2 separate regions of the Homo sapiens genome follow, and region 1 is linked to region 2. A link is an interaction called in ENCODE POLR2A ChIA-PET data of the cell type or tissue named here. Cell type or tissue: HepG2. All regions are shown on one strand. Links, peaks and the distances in the headings refer to the core of each region. The heading gives the core; the rest is flanking DNA. Region 1 overlaps SLC3A1 (solute carrier family 3 member 1). Region 2 overlaps PPM1B (protein phosphatase, Mg2+/Mn2+ dependent 1B).

The links. Peaks named below come from ENCODE experiments on the same cell type or tissue, not always from the same donor. Only the 100,000 strongest peaks of a DNase experiment are listed, where the experiment ranks them.
Region 1: POLR2A ChIA-PET joins it to region 2 with 5 read pairs; 8 of 35 experiments call an interaction of 5 or more read pairs at or near these places.

The regions. Positions count from the first base shown.
Region 1 is chr2:44,287,987-44,299,335 of GRCh38, reverse strand. All of the region lies in intron 4 of SLC3A1 (solute carrier family 3 member 1), which reads right to left. Among named protein-coding and RNA genes, the nearest start is that of SLC3A1, 18 kb to the right of the region's middle. In HepG2, for the core only: a CTCF peak has its summit at 3,445; DNase peaks (open chromatin) are centred at 3,495 and 4,025; H3K27me3 peaks cover 619 bases.
Region 2 is chr2:44,214,383-44,225,731 of GRCh38, reverse strand. PPM1B (protein phosphatase, Mg2+/Mn2+ dependent 1B) reads right to left here. Exons shown (of 6, transcript NM_002706.6): 4 at 7,654-7,765; 5 at 7,195-7,252. Among named protein-coding and RNA genes, the nearest start is that of PPM1B, 51 kb to the right of the region's middle. In HepG2, for the core only: no CTCF peak of the experiment used is centred there; no DNase peak of the experiment used is centred there.

The sequences.
Region 1 (11,349 bases), core at 2,262-6,261, 74 kb before region 2:
TGGGCACAGTGGCTCATGCCTGTAATCCCAGCACTCTGGGAGGCCGAGGCAGGCGGATCACCTGAGGTCAGGAGTTTGACACCAGCCTGGCCAACATGATGAAACCCTGTCTCTACTAAAAATACAAAAAGTAGCCAGGCATGGTGGCGGGTGCCCATAATCCCAGCTACTCGGGAGGCCGAGGCAGGAGAATCACTTGAACCCGGGAGGTGGAAGTTGTGGTGAGCCGAGATTGGGCCATTGCACTCCAGCCTGGGCAACAAGAGCAAAACTCTGTCTTTTAAAAAAAAAAAAAAAAAAAAAAGGAATCTACATTATTCCACTGGCTTTAATTTCACAAATAAATTGATCCCAAACACAAATGGTTAAGCTAAAAATCCAGGTTCTCATACATTTAATTTTATTCTTTGGTGACAGACTTTCTTCCAAAGGTGTGTGCTAGAAACCCAATTATTGTATGACTGCCCCTGGCTCACTCTCCTCTCCTGCCCTACTCTTCCAACACACCTTGCTAGAGAGAAGGTAGTCATTGCCTGCTCAGCCTCTCCCCTGCCTCACCTGCTCCTGAGAGCATCATCGTGGGCTGCCTTGTTCCCAGGCATTTTTAATGCTGAAGCCAAAGATTAGAGAGATGAAGACTGGTGCAAATAAGTGGTTAGTCCGGGCGCAGCGGCTCACGCCTATAATCCCAGCACTTTGGGAGGCCGAGGCAAGTGGATCACTTGAGGCCAGGAGTTTGTGACCAGCCTGGCCAACATGGTAAAACCCCGCCTCTACTAAACATACAAAAATTAGTTGGGCATGGAGCCATGCACCTGTAGTCCCAGCTACTTGGGAGGCTGAGCATGAGAATTGCTTGAACCTAAAAATCGGAGGTTGCAGTGAGCCAAGATCATGCCACTGCACTCCAGCCTGGGTGGCAGAAGGAGATCCTGTTTCAAGAAAAAAAAAGGCAGTGGCAGGGATAGGGGGGTGGCCAGTGTGGCCAGAGGAGCATAAGTAAGAGTAGGAGGAGGTAAAGAAAACTAACTCATCATGCTCAGCTTTGTAGTTAACAGGAAAGATCTGGGATTTTTGTGAGGGTGATGGGAAACCCCTGGAGGGATTTTTAATCAGAAAAGGCTGTGGGCTGACTTAACATTTTTTTTAAAGATCTGATGTATGAAGAATCAACTGTATAGTATGGCATTTCCTCAAAAGGTTAAACATCAAGTTACCATAAGACCCAGCAATTTCACGCATAGGTATATACCCGAGAGAAATGAAAACTTATGTCCACGCAAAAACTTGTTCACAAATATTCATAGCAGCATTATTCATAATAGCCAGAAAGTGGAAACAACCCAATGGTCTATCCATACGATGAATATTTGGCCATGGAAAGGAACAATGTGCTGACACATGCTACGACATGGATGAACCTTGAAAAGATTTTTCTAGCCAGGTGTGACGGCTCACACCTGTAATCTCAGCAATTTAGGAGGCTGAGGTGGGAGGATCGCTTGAGCCCAGGAGTTCTAGACCAGCCGGGCAACATGACAAAACCCTGTCTCTACAAAAAATGAAAAATTAGCTGCGTGTGGTGGTACATGTCTGTAGGCCTCTGAAACAGCACCTGGTACTTAGTGAACAAATTGTAGCATGAAAGAATGACATATTGAGCCTGAATGACCAAACATTACAGAAGTACAGCATGTTCCCTGGCTTCAGGTCTACAGAACAGTTGGGGACATGTGGGACAAGGGATGGTTACCTAATAATGCAGGTCCTCATGAGAGGAGACACCTCTGCCTACAGGGCTGCAAGAGCTTCAAGACATTTCAAAATATGTGGGTGGGCACAGCAGGAGAAGGAAGAGCTAGAGCTTGAACTTGACCTAGATGACCTGGTGGGATTTCAATGGAGGGTGGGAATGGGACAACATGAGCCAAGTGTGGAGGCAGAGGCTGGCCTGTACTGGGACAGGTGGGAGGACCAGGTGACCGTGAAAAGCAGAGGTCCTGAGCCTCAGCTACCTGCCTCAACCCCACAGCCAGCCTCTCCCAGCAAGGCCTGCTCCGGCTCCGGCACCTGCTCACAAGCTCTGCAAAGGAACAGTGGCTCTCCCTACTTTTCTCATCCCTTGCTGTATGGAAGGTTTCACAGGAATGTATATATCATTTTAGAGCAGAACCATCTGTAAAGTACTAAACAGCCAATTTTCACCTATGGAGGGAAACAGAGCCACAGATCCCAAATGACAACTATCCCACAGTTCACTTGTGTATTAGAGTTTGTTCTCATGCTGCTAATAGAGACATATCTAAGACTGGGTAATTTGTAAAGCTGTTTAATTGACTCACAGTTTCACAGGGCTGGGGAGGCCTCACAATCATGGCAGAAGGCGAATGAGGAGCAAAGTCACATCTTACATGACAGCAGGCGAGAGAGTTTGTGCAGAAGAACTCCCACTTATAAAACCATCAGAACTCACTATCACGAGAACAGGATGGAGGAAACCACACCCATGATTCAATTATCTCCACCTGCTCCACCCCACAACACATGGGGATTATGAGAATTACAATTCAAGATGAGACTGGGGTGAGGACACAGCCAAACCATATCAACTTGTTTGACTTGAAGTGCGTTTCTATCTGCACGTGAATATGGAGGTTTCAAGTCAAGTCAAGGGTCTCAACAGCTAAATGCAAGGGTTAATACTGCTCCTGTCAATTCACTTTAAGCTGAGATTTTGAATGGTGAAGCTTGAATCAATTTTTTATGCCTAAGAGCAAGTTCTGGGGTGAATAACTCTTATCATGGGCACAGGTGACCCAAATAACCTCCAGTAATCTCTACCCAGTGGAATTTTTCTCTGGGGCATAAAAAACAAATTTGTTCTTACTAGTGCCTTTATCTTTTACCAAATTCATTCATTCAATAAGTATTTGAACTCCTAGTGTATACCAGGCACTTAGGCAAGCCCTGGAACTACAACCACAAGAAAAATACAACAGACACAGTCCTAGGTCTCCCGGATTATTTTAGAATCTCCAGCTAGACAAATAGCAACACAAAAATATTTAAATCACAGCTGAGACAAAGGAGAGAAACATGGTAATACAAGAGGGTAAAACAGCAATTCACCCTGGGGAGGGTTTGCAGCTGGCAAACAGGAAGTGACAGCCATTCATCAGAGAATGGGCTAGAGAAGTCTGGTGGGGCAAAGAAAGGCACCTCATTTCTAGAACAGGTTTTCAGTGGCTTCAGGAGTGACCTTACTATGAAGCTAACCAAACTTAAGCTTCAAGACCTCTCACTTGCACTCATCTAACTCCCCTTCTTTGCTCATTTTAAGTAAATACCAACTTTTCTGTACTTAATTTTGTGCTCTATTTTAAGAAGGCCCTAATTTACTATCAGCTTCAGACCCCGCGCAACCTGGGTCCACACCCAGGTGGTGCTGTTCTTTAAAAGTGTGAACATTGGTTGGGGCAGAGCACGAATAACTGAAGGCATCCAAGCGGCCTCTGACAAAAATGTGGGAAAACATTAAGCACCATTCTGTGTAAACATCAAGCTTTTGGGCACTGATTTCCTAAAATAAAGCCAGTCCTTTTCTTTACGGAGTCCGGATCTCAGCATTGTGAAATGTTGACCTGACATTAAACATGAGAAACTTGTACCGCACAGAAGGTTTATGGCCCTAGCATAATCAGAAATAATATCATTGTTTAATGAGACAAAACAGTAAAAGCTTGATGGACATTTTCTGAAAGTCATTTTAAATGCTGATAATTCAGATTATCACCAAGATAATCCAAAGTTTGCTCTTGAAAAATATTTGCTTCATGCTATTTATTCTCTCAACCAGGAGGGAAAAGAGAGCTTCAGATTTTAATTGTTAACCCTCTTTACTCCCATGAAGGTCTCTCAGGGTTCCAGATGCAAAAATGGGCACAGAGCCTGGGTCAGCTAGGTCTAGTGACCCATGTAGGTGCCGTGGACTCTGGGAACTGGACTATACACTACGTCCTTGACTCCTGTCTGACTCCCATGACATCACGCACTCCTGGTTTTTCCACTGGGCACCTTTTAACTCCTTTCTCTTTAAATAGCTCGCTGCTCTGAGTGAAAAGAAAGCAAGTCAACATTAAGGAAGCAAGTTAACATATCCAAATACATGGAACCTTGAGCCAAGCCTTTCCTTTTCAGATGGCTGACATTTGGGGGCCCGTTTACCTAAAAACCCATGTTTGGGAAAAGCTCTGTCTACTCTTACATGGGATGATAGAGAAGACATCCTCTTAAGCCAGGTGTGGTGGCTCATGCCTGTAATCCTAGCACTTTCAGAGACCGAGGTGGGAGGATCACTTAAGCTCAGGAGTTCAAGACCAGCCTGGGCAACAAAGTGAGACCCTGTCTCTATTAAGAAAACAAAAACAAACCAAAAAAACAAACAGAAGACATCATCTTGAAAATGTCATAAATCACAGGTTGTCCATCTCAAGAAGGAATGAGAAAGGATGTTTCAGAGTACAGAGGAAACTGGTTCTCTACTTAGAGGCAAGAGAAAGAAAACTGACCCTACTCATGTTCAGAAATCTTGGAAAAATTCTTTGCTAACTCCTCCAGAAGCAGGAAGTAGAGGAAAGATCAAGGACTTCAGAATTTGACCCTCTGGGTACAACCCAGCTCTCTCGCTGTCCAGCTGCATGACATAGGGCATCTGCAAGACCAGCTAAGCCTCAGTGTCTCCATCAATAACATAGTATGGAGGGTTTCTGTATGGAGTAAATAAGGTATTGCTGCCAGAGTCAATTGACTTTTCAATTTTTTTTTTTTTTTTTTGAGATGGAGTCTCACTCTGTCACCCAGGCTGGCGTACAGTGGTGTGATCTCAGCTCTGCAACCTTTGCCTCCCGGGTTCAAGCAATTCTCCTGCCTCAGCCTCCTGAGTAGCTGGGATTACAGGTGCCCGTCACCACATCTGGCTAATTTTTGTATTTTTAGTAGAGATGGAGTTTCACCATGTTGACCAGGCTCATCTCGAACTCCTGACCTCAAGTGATCCACCCACCTCAGCCTCCCAAAGTGCTGAGATTACAGGCATGAGCCACCACGCCCAGACCCCTTTCAGTCTTTATATTACCCAATCTCTCTGCATCATTTGACACTGTTGACCAATCTCGTCTTCTGGAAACACTCAGATACCTTAGCTCCGTTATACCCTGCCCCTTGGTTTGTCTCCCTTCTCTGTCTCTTCTGCAGCTCTTTGATGTCAGTGCTCCTTGGGGCTCCATCTTACACCCTCTCGACATTGCACTTCACAATAGTATTTATTTACTTACCAATTTACTGACTATTTAACAAGTACTGTATACAGTAAAAAAAATAGCATCCTAAGTGCTTTACAAAGGTTAAACCATTTAATCTTCAAGTAACCCCATTAGGTACGTACCATTATTGTTCCCCCTTTACCAGTGAGGAAACTGTGGCTCAGGAAGATGATGTGCCTTTGACAAGGTCATGGTTGGTAAGTGGTGGCAGCAGAATTGCAACTGTACGGCGCCCTGACTTATTTGCTAGCCTGGCTCCCTTGGATTTTTCTTTTAATTGGAAGGTCTACCAACACCAGGCCCTCATTCACATGTGAGCAATTCGCTCCAGCTACGTTGCAGTTGGCCCTCTTGCTCACCTTACCCAGCCTGCTTCTCTCACCAAACACCTGCCTGAGCTCTGTAGACATCAGCCACATCAACAAGTCCCAAAGTTTTATCTCTAGACTAGACTTTTCCCTGAGCTCCGTGTCCTTATATCTTTTTTTTTTCCCCCCTAAAACGGTGTCTTGCTCTGTTGCCCAGGCTGGAGTGCAGTGGCATGATCTCGGCTCACTGCAACCTCTGCCTCATGGGCTCAAGCAATTCTCCTGCCTCAGCGTCCCAAGTAGTTGGGATTACAGGTGCCCACCACCATGCCTGGCTAATTTTTGTATTTTTAGGAGAGATGGGGTTTCACCATGTTGGCCAGGCTGGTCTTGAACTCCTGACCATGTGATCCACCTGCCTCAGCCTCCCAAAGTGCTGGGATTACAGGCATAAGCCACTGTGCCCAGCCCAGTGTCCTTATATCTAACTGTCCACTGAACACTTGGATGTGTCACAGGCAGCTCCAACTCTACATACCTAAGATATTTCCCTCTCTCTTCCTGTGTCTCCCATCTCAGACAATGGTTCTGCCACCCACCCCATATTCAAATCTGAAACCTGGGATTCACAGGGGACTCCTCTCAGAGCCCTGATGATTTCTCTGCACCTCTATGCCTCCATCACTGGCCTAAAGCCACCAGAATTTCTTTCCCGATTACTGCACCATCCTCCTCCCTGGCCCCAAAGCCTCCAAACCTGCCCTACTCAAACCCCTTCTCCAAAACCAGACTGATTTCTCAAATTGAAAAAAAATAAAAATAAAAAATAAATACCTAAGACCTTTTAAGCCCAAATCCTTACCAGGGCCTTCAGTGGTGCTCCTGACCTCACCCCCAGTGACCTCTCTAGTCTCATCGGGTCACTCCCTGCTCTATATATCACATCCCAGTGATACTGGACAACTCCCAGCACCTCTAATGTGTCACGATCCACGCTTTCCTCTGCTGGAAACACTCCCACCCATGCCTCTTCACTTAGCTCATGCCTGTTCCTCAGGTATCTCACCTCCTCTGCAAATGTGTCCAGGTTAGGCGCTTGCCCTGTGTATTCCTACCTCCTACTGTCATGACCGCTTGGCACATTTTATTGTAATCGCCTGTTTAATTGTCCACCTCCCACCCCAGAATATAAGCCCCAGGATGGCCACAAGAGGTATCTATCTTACCAGCCCCCACACCCTTAGCACATGGTCAAGACACACAATACCTATCATTAAATGAGTGAATGATTATAATAAAGTGCCTGGCATAGAGGAGGTGCAATAAATGGCACAATTATTATTATCAAGCATAGAGATGGCTAATCAAGCAGGTAGTGAGCGAATTGTGTTTTGAATTGAGCTGCTGCCTCCAGCAGTATCATGCTTAGTAGGGACAGAACGGAGCCTACGCCTGTGCTCTGGGTTCCCTCTCAGCTGGGTCTCCCCAGCAGTCCCTACCCTGGGGCTCAGCATTCCCATATGGCAGGTGTAGGATCACTCCAAACCCCAGATACGAGGCCAGGCCATCTGGAGTCTCTTCCTTGCCATGCTGCTAACCCGCTGGGTTACTTCACCTCTCTGTGTCTCAGTTTCCTCATTTGTCAAATAAGAAATGTGGAGGACCAGTAAAAACCAAAGTGATTGGGAAAGTATAAAGTATTATACAAATATATACCCCTGATACCTCAGAGAAGGTTTTCTGACTTCTTCAGCTGAAAGCACTCAAGCCCCAAGAGGTTCAGAGCAGAGCCAAGTCCCCTGATGGCCAGTACAAAGAGGAGGAGAAAGAGAAGGACAGCAGAGGGTGCTCTCTGCTGGATTTCCCCAGCATGCCAGCTTCCCACTGTGCAGATAAAGCAAAATCTGATAGGAGCGGGGAGGAAGTGGGCTCAGGCTCCAGGAGTACAAGTTGGTATGCAAGCAAGTCATTCCAAACGCCGCCTCCACACAAACCCTCTGAGCTGCAAATTATTAACCTGCTTAACTCTATTGCAGAAACAAGCGCTGCTGGGGGTAAGGTGGGGAGGAGGGTGACAGAAGTCTCCTTCATGCCAAAGGTCCCTTTCCAGGAGCAAAGAGGCTTTCCTCTCAGCTTCTCAGCATTTCTTATTTACTTCTAATAGTAAATCTTCTAAACCAGTCTTGCAAATAAAGTCTAATCTCTCAACCGGAGGCATTAATGATTCATCACATGAGGGATTTCAGCCAGAAGACCAGTAAATAAGGATCCTGTCCACACACTCCACGGCTTGGGTATCTGGAAGAGCACAGCTGGGTTAGTCAAAAAAATAATTAATGTATTGGCTGGCACATTTTTGCAGAATTTATCACACTTGTCTAAACATCCCCAGACAATTCATCACTATTGCCACAAGGAGCCTGGAAAAATCTACTGCCTGATAAACCAACTGTAAACCAGCTGGTTTATACTCACATTTATCAATTTATAACTGAAAACCTCCTTGACAAATCTGTGCAGAAAAAGTGAAGCATGGAGAGGGAAACACATACATTGCCTCAAAGCAGGTGTAGGATTGTGGTTAAGAGCATGAACTCAAGTCCGAGTGTCTGGATTTCAGTCCTGCTCCATGACTCCCAAGGATGGTGACTTTACCTATCTAAGCCTCAATTTCCTTCTCTGTAAAATGATCACAAAACCTCGTAAATTAGGCTTATTCTGAGCATTAAATTATCCAGGAACAGCACTTAGCACATAGAATGTGTGGGGAGAGCATGAGGCGTGGGTGATAAGGAGTTTTGGTGATGAAGAAGAGGAGAGTCCACAGGCTACCAGAGAAGTTTAAAACTAACCCCTAGTTAGTCTGCTGACCATGTCTACAACTACCCACCCCACAACCCCACAACCCCACAACCCCATGGAGGCAAGGTGCCCTCACTCATGGTGCTTACTTCCAGAACCAATTCCAAAACAATTCATACAAATTCTGGAAACACCAAACATATACAGTAAAAAAAAAAAAAGTCTTAAAAATAAGTAGTCTATAGGAATACATTTAACGAAAGAAGTACAAGACATGTACTCTGAGAACTGCAAAACATTGTTGAAAGAAATGAAAGAACACGTAAATAAATGGAAAGACATCTCATGTTCATGAATTGGAAGACTTAACATAAGATGGCTATGTTCCCCAGAGTGAACCACAGATTCAATGCAATCCCTATCAAAACCACAGCAGGCTTCTTTGCAAACATTGTCAAGCTGACTCAGAAATTCACATGGAAATCCAAAGGACTTGGAATAGTGAAACAATACTGAAAAAGAACAAAGTTGTAGGATTCTCACTTCCCGATTTCAAAACTTACTACAAAGCGCTAGTAATTCAGACAGTGTGTGGTACTGACATAAGGACAGACATATAGATGAATGGAACAGAACTGAGAGTCCAGAAATAAACCCATGCATTTATGGTCAATTGATTTTCAACAAAAGTTGCCAGACAATTCAGTAGGGAAAGAATAGTATTTTTAAACATACGTGATTGGAATAACTGAATAGCCACATGCAAAAAAAAAAAAAAAAAGTCGGACAGCTTACCTTCACACCCTATATAAAAATTAACAAAAAATGGATCACAGACAATCTAAAATGTAAGACTAAAACTGTGAAACTGAGAAGAAAACATAGGAGTAAATCTTCATGACCTTGGATTAAGCAATGGTTCTTAGATACGACACTAAAGGCACAAGCAACAAAAGAAAAAAATAAATAAATTGGGCCAGGCGCAGTGGCTCATGCCTGTAATCCCTGCACTTTGGGAGGCCGAGGCGGGTGGATCACCTGAGGTCAGGAGTTCGAGACCAGCCTAGCCAACATGATAAAACGCGTCTCTACTAAAAATACAAAAAATTAGCTGGGCATGGTGGTGCGCACCTATAATCCCAGCTACTCAGGAGGCTGCAGCAGGAAAATCACTTGAACCCAGGAGGCGGAGGTTGCAGTGAGCTGAGATTGCGCCACTGCACCCCAGCCTGGGTAACAAGAGCATAACTCTGTCTCAAAAAACAAATAAATAAATAGGACATCATCAAAATTAAAAACGCTTGTGCTTCAAAAGGCACCATCAAGAAAGTAAAAAGACAACCAACAGAATAGGAAAAATTATTTGTAAATCATGTATCAAGAATATGAAAAGAGGCCAGGTGTGGTGGCTCATGCCTATAATCCCAGCACTTTGGGAGGCTGAGGCAGGAGGATTGCTTGAGACCACGAGTTCGAGACCAGCCTGGCCAACATGGTGAAACCCCGTCTCTACTAAAAATACAAAAATTTGCCAGGTATGGTGATGCGCACCTGTAATCTCAGCTACTTGGGTGGCTGAGGTAGGAGAGTCACTTGAACCCAGGAGGTGGAGGTTGCAGTGAGCCGAGATCACGCCACTGCACTCCAGCCTGGGTAACAGAGTGAGACCCTGTCTCAAAAAAAAAAAGAAAAAAAGAAAAAGAAAAAGAATATGTAAGAACTTTTACAACCCAATAATAAAAAGACAACCCTGTTTAACAATGGGCAAAGGGCCAGGTGCGGTGGCTCACACCTGTAATCCCAGCACTGTGGGAGGCCAAGGAGGGAGGATTGCTTGAGACCAGGAGCTCGAGACCAGCCTGGCCAACATGGAGAAACCCCATCTCTACAAAAAATACAAAAATTAGTTGGGCATGGTGGCACGTGCCTATAGTCCCAGGTACTCAGGAAGCTGAGGCGCAAGAATCACTTGAGCCTGGGAGACTGGGGTTGCAGTGAGCCGAGACTGCACCACTGCACTCCAGCCTGGGTGACAGAGTGAAACTCTATCTCAAAAAAAATAAATAAATAAAAATGAAATAAAAATGGGCAAAGGATTTAAATAGACATTTCTACAATGCAGATATACAAATGAACTATAAGCACATAAAAAGATGTTCAACGTCTTTAGCCATTTGGCAAATACAACCAGTGAGATGCCACTTCATACCCACTAGGGTGACTGTAATAAAAAATATATGCAATAACAAGTGTTGGTGAGAATGTGGAGAAATTAGAACGCTTACCCATTGTTAATGGAAATGTAAAATTATGCAGCTGCTTTGAAAAACAACTTGGCAGTTTCTCAAATAAACACAGATACAGACACCTACCAGGGATATACAGATACAGCATGATTCTGTTGTACAAAGTGTCCAGAATAGGCAAAACCTATCTAACTGAGGCTTAGGTGGGTAAAAAGATAGAAAGTAGATTTGTGGTTTCCCAGGGGGTGGGGGAAGAAAGGGAGGGGGCCATAAGGAGTGACTGTTGATGGATATGGGGTTTCTTTTTGAGAAGATAAAAGTGTTCTGAAATTAGGCCAGGTGCAGTGGCTCATACCTGTAATCCCAGCATTTTGGGAAGCTGAGACGGGTGGATCATTTGAGGCCAGGAGTTTGAGACCAGCCTGGCCAACATGGCAAAACCCTGTCTCTACAAAAATACAAAAATTAGCCGGGCATGGTGGTACATGCCTGTAGTCCCAGCTACTCGGAGGCTGAGGCAGGAGAATCGCTTGAACCTGGGAGGCACAAGTTGCAGTGAGCCAAGATCATGCCACTACACTCCAGCCTGGGCGACAGAGCAAGACTGTCTCAAAAAAAAAAAAAAAGTTCAGAAATTAGTAGTGATTGTGAAACTCTGTGAAGATACTAAAA
Region 2 (11,349 bases), core at 2,621-6,620:
TGAGCCGAGATTGCACCACTGCATTACAGCCTCGGTGACAGGGTGAGACTCCGTCTCAAAAAATGAAAAATAAAAAAATAAAAAGCAAAAGAAAACCAAACCAATAAATCAAGTAGACACGGATTTGCAATGGCTGACATTACAGAATCACTAAATTGAGAAGAACTTTAGCTAATGACCACACTTAAAAGTCATTTTATCTTATGGCAAATTACATTTTCTCATCACTCTGGATAGACAATAGAGGACTGAAACCTCTTCCGCAGCCATTATATTTGATTTTTCCAAACACTGTTATGTAACTCTCTCATGGGCTTTCATTAATATTAGAAGAGAAACCTATTATCTAGGTTCCTGCACTTTCTTTATCTGAACTCGTACAGTTGATATAGCACACCTATTTTTACACATCTATTATAGCAATTAACTCTACCTTGCAACGGTTCACAAGACTCTCCACTTAGACTGCAAACTCTTTTAGAGTAAAGACAATTTCATATTCCATTCTATGTCCTCCTACCATCTAAGGAAGGAAAAATAATATTTGTGCTAAGAACTTTATATACATAATCTTACTGAATCCTCACAGGTACCCTACAAAGTAAGGATTCCAGTTATCATTTTTATAAGTGATGAAACTAAAGCTCAGAGAGATTTAAGTTATTTGTCACGGTGACAATCTTAGTAAATGGCAGGGCTCTGATTTGTGCACAGGTATAATTAACATCAATGTCTATCTTTGCGCTCTGTTGAATACATTATGGCGAGTGACCTTTTTTGCATAGGAAGTACCTCATACAGGTAAGACTCTTACTAAAGAAATATTGGTGAAATTATTATAGAACACCACAGGTTATTTCATATTGAAGTTTATATTTCCTTAATATAGTAAAATTAATAAAACTATAGAACACTAGTTATGTTGATTAAACTATCATATCAGCTGGGATGTTTACAATTATTCTGTAAAGTAAATTGAAGGCAATTACTGAGATGAGAATTCAGGACATCTCCCATCCACCCTAGTTTTTAAGCTTTTACTATCAGCTAGACTAACATAGCTTAAAAGTCGAATCTCTCATGATGAAAATACTAACTTACACCAAATAAGACATAGAAATTAGATAAATCAAGCAGAGAGTAGTAATAGGAGGGGGAAGGGAACTAAGCACATTTTAAAAAATAAAATTTAACCAGCTAATATTTATTTGCAGCAATATTTATCTTTTGAAACACAGCTCTCATAACCAAAATTCTTTTTTTTTTTTTTTTTTTTGGAGACGGAGTCTTGCTCTGTCACCCAGGCTGGAGTGCAGTGGCACGATTTCAGCTCACTGAAAGCTCTGCCTCCCGGGTTCACGCCATTCTCCTGCCTCAGCCTCCCGAGTAGCTGGGACTACAGGCGCCCGCCACCACGCCCGGCTAATTTTTTGTATTTTTAGTAGAGGCAGGGTATCACCATGTTAGCCAGGATGGTCTCAATCTCCTGACCTTGTGATCCGCCCACCTCGGCCTCCCAAAGTGTTGGGATTACAGGCGTGAGCCACTGTGCCCGGCCCATAACCAAAATTCTTAAAATGACTACTTATAACAGTAGAGAAAAAGTAAACACTAGTAAAAATGTTTCTTATGAAGTCCTACGTGCTGCTTGTCAGACAAAAAAATTTTTAAACTAAAAATTCTCCAGTATGACAAAATGTGATACAATTGATGACTAATGAAGACTCTAATAAATTACATGTTACTTGAAGAATCATGTCAAATTTAATGAATAATTTTAGACAGTGTCATTTGAATGGTCAAGACCACATAGCAAAGGTAAGTGTTATGTCAATCATACCTTAAAAACATAGTGACTAATGTTAGTGCATTTTCTCTCTCTCTCTCTTTTTTTTTTTTTTTTTTTTTTTTTTTTTTAGACAGAGTCCCACTCTGTTGCCCAGGCTGGAGTGCAGTGGTGCAATCTTGGCTCACCGCAAGCTCCACCTCCCAGGTTCACACCATTCTCCTGCCCCAACCTCCCGAGTAGCTGAGACTACAGGCGCCCACCACCACGCCTGGCTAATTTTGTTTTTTTTGTATTTTTAGTAGAGACGGGGTTTCACCATGTTAGCCAGGATGGTCTTGATCTCCTGACCTCGTGATCCTCCTGCCTCGCCCTCCCAAAGTGCTGGCATTACAGGCATGAGCCACCGCGCCCGGCCTGCATTTTCAAACAGTATAGGTCTTCTCCATAGCAATGCTTTGACAAGTGAATAAAAAGTAAATATGAAAAAACTAATATTCACATAGTTCTAAAAACTGTGATATAAAAATGTAAAAGCAGCTATGGGTATTGCATTTATCCGTTTAAAGTAAAACAGAAAAATGCATGCAAAATTTAATAATCTGAAAACAATACAGAGATTCTTTTGGGCTCAAAAAGAGACTAATCTATCCTGTTTTTCCTTCCCTTCTCTAAGATCAAAATGCCTTAAACCGTTTTTGGATTAAGATAAATATGTGTATTTAAGTGAAAAATAACTGACAAGGAATTGGGCTTAACTCATTCCTTTCAACAACTTTATAAAATATTTACCATTAAAAACAGATTATCTTGTGGTTGGATGCAGTGGCTCACGTCTGTAATCCCAGAACTTTGGGAGGCTGAGGTAGGAAGATAACTTGAGCCCAGGAGTTCAAGACTAGCCCTGGCAATGAAGCGAGACCCTATCCCTACAAAAAATACAAAAAATTAGCCGAGTGTGGTGCTGTGTGCCTGTAATCCCAGCTACTCAGGAGGCTGAGCTGGGAGGATCGCTTGAGCCTGGGAGGTTGAGGCTACAGAGAGCCATGATGGTGCCATAGCACTCCAGCCTGGGACAAAGAATGAGACCCTGTCTCAATCAATAAAATAGAGTATCTTAAGACTGATAAACATGATATTTACAAAAGAATGGGAAATGATTTTTCCTGCATGGTAGACACAGGTGGGGTACAGACATACATAATCTCTACCTTAAAGAGGCCACATGGAATAATGTAAAGAGAATAGGAGTCAGACTAATTCAAATTCTGGCTGCATGATTTATTTAGCTTTGTGACCTGTGCAAACTACCTCATCTCTGTAAGTCTCATGTGTAAAAGAAGGGTGCTGAGAAGATTACCTATGACTCTGTGTGTGTATAAATAAGGGGCCTGGCACAAGTAGGAGCTGGGTAAATACAGGTCACCCCCCTGCTCAACTTTACCCTTGGAAAATTACCAACTTGTGCAACTACTTGATCAGTGGCATACTAATTCAAAAGCATTATGAGTCTTTTTCAAGGGAAGAACTTTTTGCATGAAAGTATAAAACTCTATAAATACAGACTTTCATACCAATTAGTAACCTCAAATTAATTTTTAAATATATGACTTAAGGACAGCCTTAAGAAAATTACTAGAAATGAATAAATACAAATATTTCCTATTCAAAAAATATTTACTGAGCTTTCACCGTATGCCAGGATTGTGCTTGGACTATAGACACAAATGAATCAGATCAAGTCCCAGATCTCACAGAATTTATATTCTAATTATAAAACACAAACTAGCATTTTAGAAAAAGGGAAGGAGTATGATCCCAGAGCCCTGTCTAATATAAAGACAACTTACAGCAAAATGTAGTTTTGCTTTTTCTGGAAATTTTCCAAAAGATTTCTGGGGATTCGTGAATCCCTAGACTAAGAATCCCTGGCTAAACCCTTTGTTACAAATTTGTATTTTAAAAGTTGGGAAAATATCAATATTGTTTGTGGTAAGAAGATGGAACACATTCTAAAAAGTTAGTTTAGTATGGAACACATACTAAAAAACAAATTTAGTAAAGAACTTAAGAAGTTTCCCCTAAATAGTAACCTTTCTGAATATATATTAAAATTACTTAATTTATGACTTATACTCAACTCTACTTTCTGAAAAATATTTATTTAAAAGATGTCTTAATTATAAGAAAAATGAATGAATCCCTATTTCTAGTGGTACTACTTATAATCATTTACAACAGAACAATTCTCTCCGACATAAAGCAGACATTCAGGAGTCTAAAGAAACCCTCTGATTTAACTCTGGCTAGAATTCTTTGTTTAAATATCTAAACAAAAATAATTTTTGTTATTTAAAAAAACTTAATTTTTATAATACCTTCCAACTTTCTCCTCTTCTGTAATTCTAGCATACTTTCATCTTTCCCACCCCGCAAGTTAACATCCAGCTCCCGGCGACATCATCCACACTGTTAAGAAGCATTTATGGAGCACCTTTGCGGCTAGCTTTTTGCTACAGTGGGTCAAGTTAAGAGCTCAGAATTTAATCACGTCTGTATTTTCTTCATTCTCTCTCCTTCTGCGGTATTTTTCAGCACATTTCTGCTACTTGCAATTATAGTTCAACATTTTTCTAAGTTAGTGATTATTGTGAAAGGCATATAATATTTCCCCATTTAAAATTCTAGGCTGTAAAGTCAGTTTTCACAGTAAACAAGGAAAGTTCCTTTAATCCACATATCTATGTAATGATAATAAGTCTACAGTTACCATTTGGTCTCTGTAATTATTTCACAACTACCTGACTGCCTGCATCTCTTTAATCTAATATGGTAAATGTTTCTAACAGATTAAAATACCACAGATATTTTTTTGAATCTATCATTCTTATGCTCTAAACATAAGGTGGTCCATTACCCTAAAATGATGTTCAAAAGGCTGGTCTCTTAGCAAGTACCTCTGCAACCTAAATTCTTATTTTTCACCACAACAGTTCTCTGCTTTAGCCAAAAAAGATGTCCTTTCTTTTGAAGATATCTTATACTTTGTCCTTGCCTCTCTAGTCCACTTGAAAGGTCATCATCCTCATGTCATTTCTACCATTCAAATCATTCTTCAAATACTATCTTTTCTCTAAGAAGCTGACTTTCCCCCTGCTTAAGCAGCTGAACTTTTACAGCAATCACTGTCCAAGTCACATGGCAATGGTCACATTCTGGATTTTGTCATTTATTTGTTACCAAGCTATACGAAATATTTTGATCATTTAAGGTGTGTTTATAACTACAGTGTAAGCTGCACTAGACACACAGGTGGGGTCACGTCTTACGTTTTCTAGTCTTCTCCCTCTGTGAATCCACTATACAACACACTGTCAGTGTTTGATCTGCTGATGTTGATAGAACATTTATGTATAAAGGTAATTAAGTACATATATCCCATTTCTATAGCCAAATAATAATCTATTTAAGGTAAGGTTTATATATTGAGCATTTCCCCCCAGTTTCATAGTTCCGTTGCCTATTTATTCCCTGTTTATGTAGCTACTATGTGTAATCATTTTTTCTTTTTAAAAAATTTAAAAGTTATCCTTGGTATATGTTAAACAGAAAACCTTGTTTGGAGTAAAAATAGACTATGAAGGACCCCAAAATCCAGCAAGGTATATATATATATATATATGTATTTTTAAAGATTACACATGAGGGTTGACACTTTGAAACACCTGAGGAAATGGGAGTACTTCTATGGCTAATAATGAATCAATAACTGTCTTCTGAGGGCTTATTTCCTCTAATCAAGGTAGTGGATGCCCTGAAGAATCTATAATCTAGCTGAAGAGTTAAGATTCTCTTCTCTCAACCTTCCAAATTACCACCATCCTTTTAGTCATATGTCAACATCCTATACTCATTTCTTTGAGGGTTCTCTGATGGATCACATAAAATATTTGGATTTTTAAATTAATTTTCTCAGCTTTGGGTCAATTTTTTTTTTTTTTTGAGACGGAGTTTCGCTCTTGTTGCCCAGGGTGGAGTGCAATGGCATGATCTCGGCTCACCACAACCTCCGCCTCCCGGGTTCAAGCGATTCTCCTGCCTCAGCCTCCCGAGTAGCTGGGATTACAGACATGCGCCACCATGCCCAGTTAATATCGTATGTTTAGTAGAGACGGGGTTTCTCCATGTTGGTCAGGCTGGTCTCGAACTCCCAACCTCAGGTGATCCGCCCGCCTCGGCCTCCCAAACTGCTGGGATTACAGGCATGAGCCACCGTGCCCGGCCTTGGGTACAATTCTTAATACTCTGAGGAACCTGCCACAAAAAAAGACTCAGAATCACTGCTCTAGACCAAGATATAAATTATAATTAGCAATATATAGCATCACTTTTATATGACTCACTAAAATTATATTAATTATTAAATTTTCCTTTTTGCCAGGATAACTTTTACTGTTAAGGAAAAGAAATCATATTATATTGCTGTGCAACAATGAATCCTAGCAAATAATGCAATTGAGATGACATATGATTTCTAGCCAATGGATACTCTCTCTCTCAATCTGCCAAGAGGAGCTGGAGACTGGAGGTGGACTCTTCCTCCCAATCAGTTTCATTTCTGTTTGGTTCCCTTAAAGCTTTGAAGCATATATATTAAAAATTAAATAATTTATTTTTAGACATAAAAACTTGAAAACCCAAGAGAAAAATACTTATTTGAACTAACTTGGATTTAAAAAAAAAAAAAGGACACTTCTGTCTCCTGGTAATAGTACTAAAACAAAACAAAACAATATAGAGGGGCAGCTGGCAGCTCACTGACATTTCGAAGAAAAGCAAAATAAAAGGTAAGGGCATAGAGTCTTGCTCTGATGAAGTACAGCAAGGTACAACAGAAATGGTTATCTCAGCTCAACACTCATGTACCCATAATACAACAATAATATTAGAAAAAAACTATCCTCGGGTATTCCAAGTGGGCATACAGGGGTACTGAAAGGTCTAGTTATTAAAATAACAACTCACTCACTATCACTAACTTCTGGTGATGGCAGCAGCCTGCTGGAGGAGAAATTGAGATATTTAAAAGAGCATTCTTGCCTCAAAATTAAGGTTTAAAGGAGAAGAAGGAAAAGCAGACATATAGAGAAGAAATAAAGACAGCCCAAACAAAAAAGGTCATTTGATGCCCAGAAAGTGACAACAAAACTATCTACAAAACAAAATTTTATCTCTACCTTCATTTCAATACATTTTCTTAAACTTTAACTGACACTTTAAAATGAAAAGCAGTAGTAATTTACTACAGACTATAATTTATTATAGACTTCGTTAATGTGAATGTATTCATATTTAGTATTTATATTGTGAAATTACTTCAAATGCTTATGAAATAAAATAAAACTTACCCCATCACTTTCTCTATGTGGATTCAGTCTACTATAAACAGCTTCAATAACATTACGCCTAAAAAAAAAAAACATGCTTTAGTTTTATTAAATTACACAGAATTTTAAGCTTGTGAATATCTCAATATTTCATCCTGACCACACTAAAAAAGTAACTGGTACACTCTATACTTGTCAAGAACATACCTTCTACACTTTACTCTCAGAATCTGATTTTGCACAATCCATTTGTACTCCTTAGCAAGGAAAGAAGGACCTTCATACTCAAAGAGTATGATAGATAATTCCTTTTAAAAAATCGTTTTTGGTTGAAGTTTTAAGAGTTCTTCTCTAGTATAAGAAACACTAACCCATTTCACCTCTAGATAATTGATGTACTTCTGATTTAAGTTTTTTTACCCCAAATTATTTAATTACTAATTATGAACGAACTCAAAATTAGCTTTTTGTTCTACTTACTTGCCAGCAAGACCTCCCCCAGGAGGCAAATTTGGGATATTTTCTGCAGACAAGATGCGCATGACATGGGCAAGATCAGGCATTCCTTCCTCGCCAGACTTCTCCATAATCTCTGTAGGTTTTTTAAAAAAAGTTCCTAAATTAATGTGATAAGCCAGTACTCACCAAGAAGTGAAACAAGAGATACTATTTGGTAGTACCTATTTTAAAATATATTAAAAAAAATTACCATCAACACACAAAAAATTTTTAAGAAGTAATACAAAAAGCTACTTATTGACTGAAACATTGCTATGCAGGGGGAAAAAAGAAAAAACAGTTATTTGCATATGTATGTTCATTCCAGCATTATTCATAAAAAGCAAAAACTGGAACAAACTAAATGTTCACCAACAAGAGGACAGTTAAAAACTTTGGTGTAGCCATTGAGTGAAATGGTTTATAATCACTAAAAATTACGAAATAGGTGTCTTGATGAATACAGTAACAGCTATATGGAAAAATACTTCTGATCTAATATTAAGTAAAAACAATATAAAAGTTATGAATGCCATTACTAAAGGATAATAAAAGTTTAGCTAGATAAGAATTATAAGAAAAAGGGGAGAAATTAAAAATCATTTTTACAAGTTGATACTTACCTGAAATAGTTACATTCTACAGCTTTTTTTTTTTTTTTGAGACGGAGTTTCACTCTTGTTGCCCAGGCTGGAGTGCAATGGCGTGATCTTGGCTCACTGCAACCTCTGCCTCCTGGGTTCAAGCAATTCTCCTGCCTCAGCCTCCCGAGTAGCTGGGATTACAGGCATGTGCTACCATGCCTGGCTAATTTTGTATTTTTAGTAGAGATGGGGTTTCTCCATGTTGGTCAGGCTGATCTCAAACTCCCAACCTCAGGTGATCCACCCACCTCGGCCTCCCAAAGTGCTGGGATTACAGGCATGAGCCACCACACCCAGCCCAGGCCTTACTTTCAAAACAACTGTTTACCATGCCTCACAAGACCCTTACGTTGACTTCCACTACTCTTTCAACTCTGCCCGCCTCCCTCATCTCCAAAGGATCCATTCAAAGACTTCTACTTCTAGATCTTCACATACTCTTTTCGTTGGTTTGGGAACACTTTTCACTCTAATCCAACCCCTCTGTATGGTGAATGTCCCTTTTTTTTTTTTTGAGACACTGGAGTGCAGTGGCACTATCTCAGCTCACTGCAACCTCTGACTCCCTGGTTCAAGCGATTCTCCTGCCTCAGCCTCCCAAGTAGCTGGGATTACAGGCATGTGCCACCACACCCAGCTAATTTTTGTATTTTAGTAGAGATGGGGTTTCACCATGTTGGCCAGGCTGGTCTTGAATTCCTGACCTCGTGATCCACCCACCTCAGCCTCTCAAAATGCTGGGATTAGAGGCCTGAGCCACCACGCCCAGCTATGAATGCCTATTTTCATCCTTGAGGTTTCAATTTTATATGTCACATTCTCAAATCCTTCTCTGACCTAAGTCTGAGTAGGTACACTGCAATACACTCCCATATGCATGACATGTACTGTATACCATAATGCTATATACTCCCACATACACGATGTTTATTGGGTCATAGACTGCAAGCTTCATGAAAGCAGGACTGTAAGTTTTCTACCTTAAATCTGTGTCTTATAGTATAAGGCTTCTCAACATCAACAACACCGACATTTTACACCAGACAATTTTTTTGTTGTGGGGGCTGTCCTGTGTGCTGTGGAATATTAAGCAGCATCCCTGGCCTCCATTCACTAGATGCCAGTGGCACCCCCTCAGCTATGACACCAAAAATGTCACCAGACATTTTTACACCCCTCTACTCTAGTCCAATTTACCACTACCATGCATTAATGCATAATTTCTAATCGGTATTTTGGCTTCTCTTGTCCCTTTTATACAATCTCTTCTCCATACAGCAACTAAGAGAGATCCTTTGGAAAAAAGAACAAATCACTCTTGTACTCAAAATCTTCCAATGAATTCCCACAAGTCAAAGTCCAAAGTCCTCACATGATATGCCTCCTACAAACCTCTTAATTTTCCTCTAGTTTTCTACTGGCTTATTCTAACCCAGCTGCACTCACTAAGAACATTCCCTCCTAGTCTTTGCTGTTGTCATTGCCTGGAATGTTCTTCCCTCAGATATTCTCTCTCCAAGCACGGCTGCTCAAACATCCTTCCTCACAGAGACATTTCTAACCAATATTCCTTGTTGCTCTCTACTTACTCTATTTTATTTCTCTATTAAAAAAAAATAGGTTTTTACTAGAATACAAATTCTATGAGATTTCTTTTTCTGCTATATCCTCAGTGACACATGTTCAATAAACACTGAGTAAACCTGTATGTAGAAAGCAATCATTAAATATATAATTCATCAATTCAGGTGAACTACTATTCCCTGTTTATTTTAATATTATTCCTTTCCCACCTGACCAGTCATCATTAAAAGCATACACACAGATTTACCAAGTACACCAGAATGTATTTACCACAAAATTTAATGTCATATTACATGATTTAAAACCCCAGAAGAAACATAATGCTCCTGAAGAACACTGCTTTACAAATAAAAAGTTACTTTTTTTTTTTTCTTAAAGACATGTTCTTACTCTGTGGCCCAGGCTGGAGTGCAGTGGTGCCATCATAGCTCACTGTAACACCAAACTCCTGGACTCAAGTGATCCTCCTGCTTCAGTCTTCAAGTAGCTGGAACTACAGGTGTGCACCACCATGCTCAGCTAATCTTTAAAACTTTTTTGTAGCTCTATGATGCCGAGGCTGGTCTTGAACTCCTAGTCTCAAGCAATCCTTCTGCCTCGGCATCCCAAGAATTATAGGTGTAAGCTACTGTGAAGTTACATTTTAAGTACCAACTTAAATTGATTTGTAGTGGCTGCCTAGCTAACAATTTTGTCTCCTGATTAATAATAACTATTTGCTACAGGCCCTAGAGATCATATTACATATTTGTTATCTCTCCTATATAATATATACTTTAGAAAGTTACTAACTATGCAGAAGAAAATTAATATTAAATTATTAACTCATGTTAAACTGAATTGACCACACCTTTAAGAAATTAAAATGTGGCTATTACAGAAGTTAAGAGTTCATATAAAGTTACAGTTTGCTGAGGACTTACGTGCTAGGCACCATAATAGGTGCTTAACAAACATAATTCTCATTTATTTTGACAAAAACTCTTTGCTTGGACCAAACCTTCAGCAAGACTCTTGAGTTCTTTCTGACTAGGAGAACTTTAGGCTCCCTCTCTGTCCTTGTAGAAACCAGGCTGAATGAGAATCCTGCTCAGTCAGTTTACTGAAAACCCCCACACACTTGATATAGGACCACTCTGGATATTTTAGCCTGGCCTGCCATGCTATCAAGTCAGTTTAGCCAGAAACCCCTTATGTTGATGCTTCCTCTTAGTAATAATTTTCCATCCACTGACACTCCCTTCAAGCACTCAGCTCCTTAGTTATAAATTCCACTTATCTTTATGGGACCCCAAGTTGAGTTTAATTTCTTTCTGCCACTGCAAGATTCTATCATAGTGGTCCCTATATCTACTGCCATGCCCCCCCCACCCCCGAAAAAATATCTGCCTTACCATCTTTAACAAGTGTCATCAATAAGCTTTTTTTGTAACAATTTATTTAAGAAAAA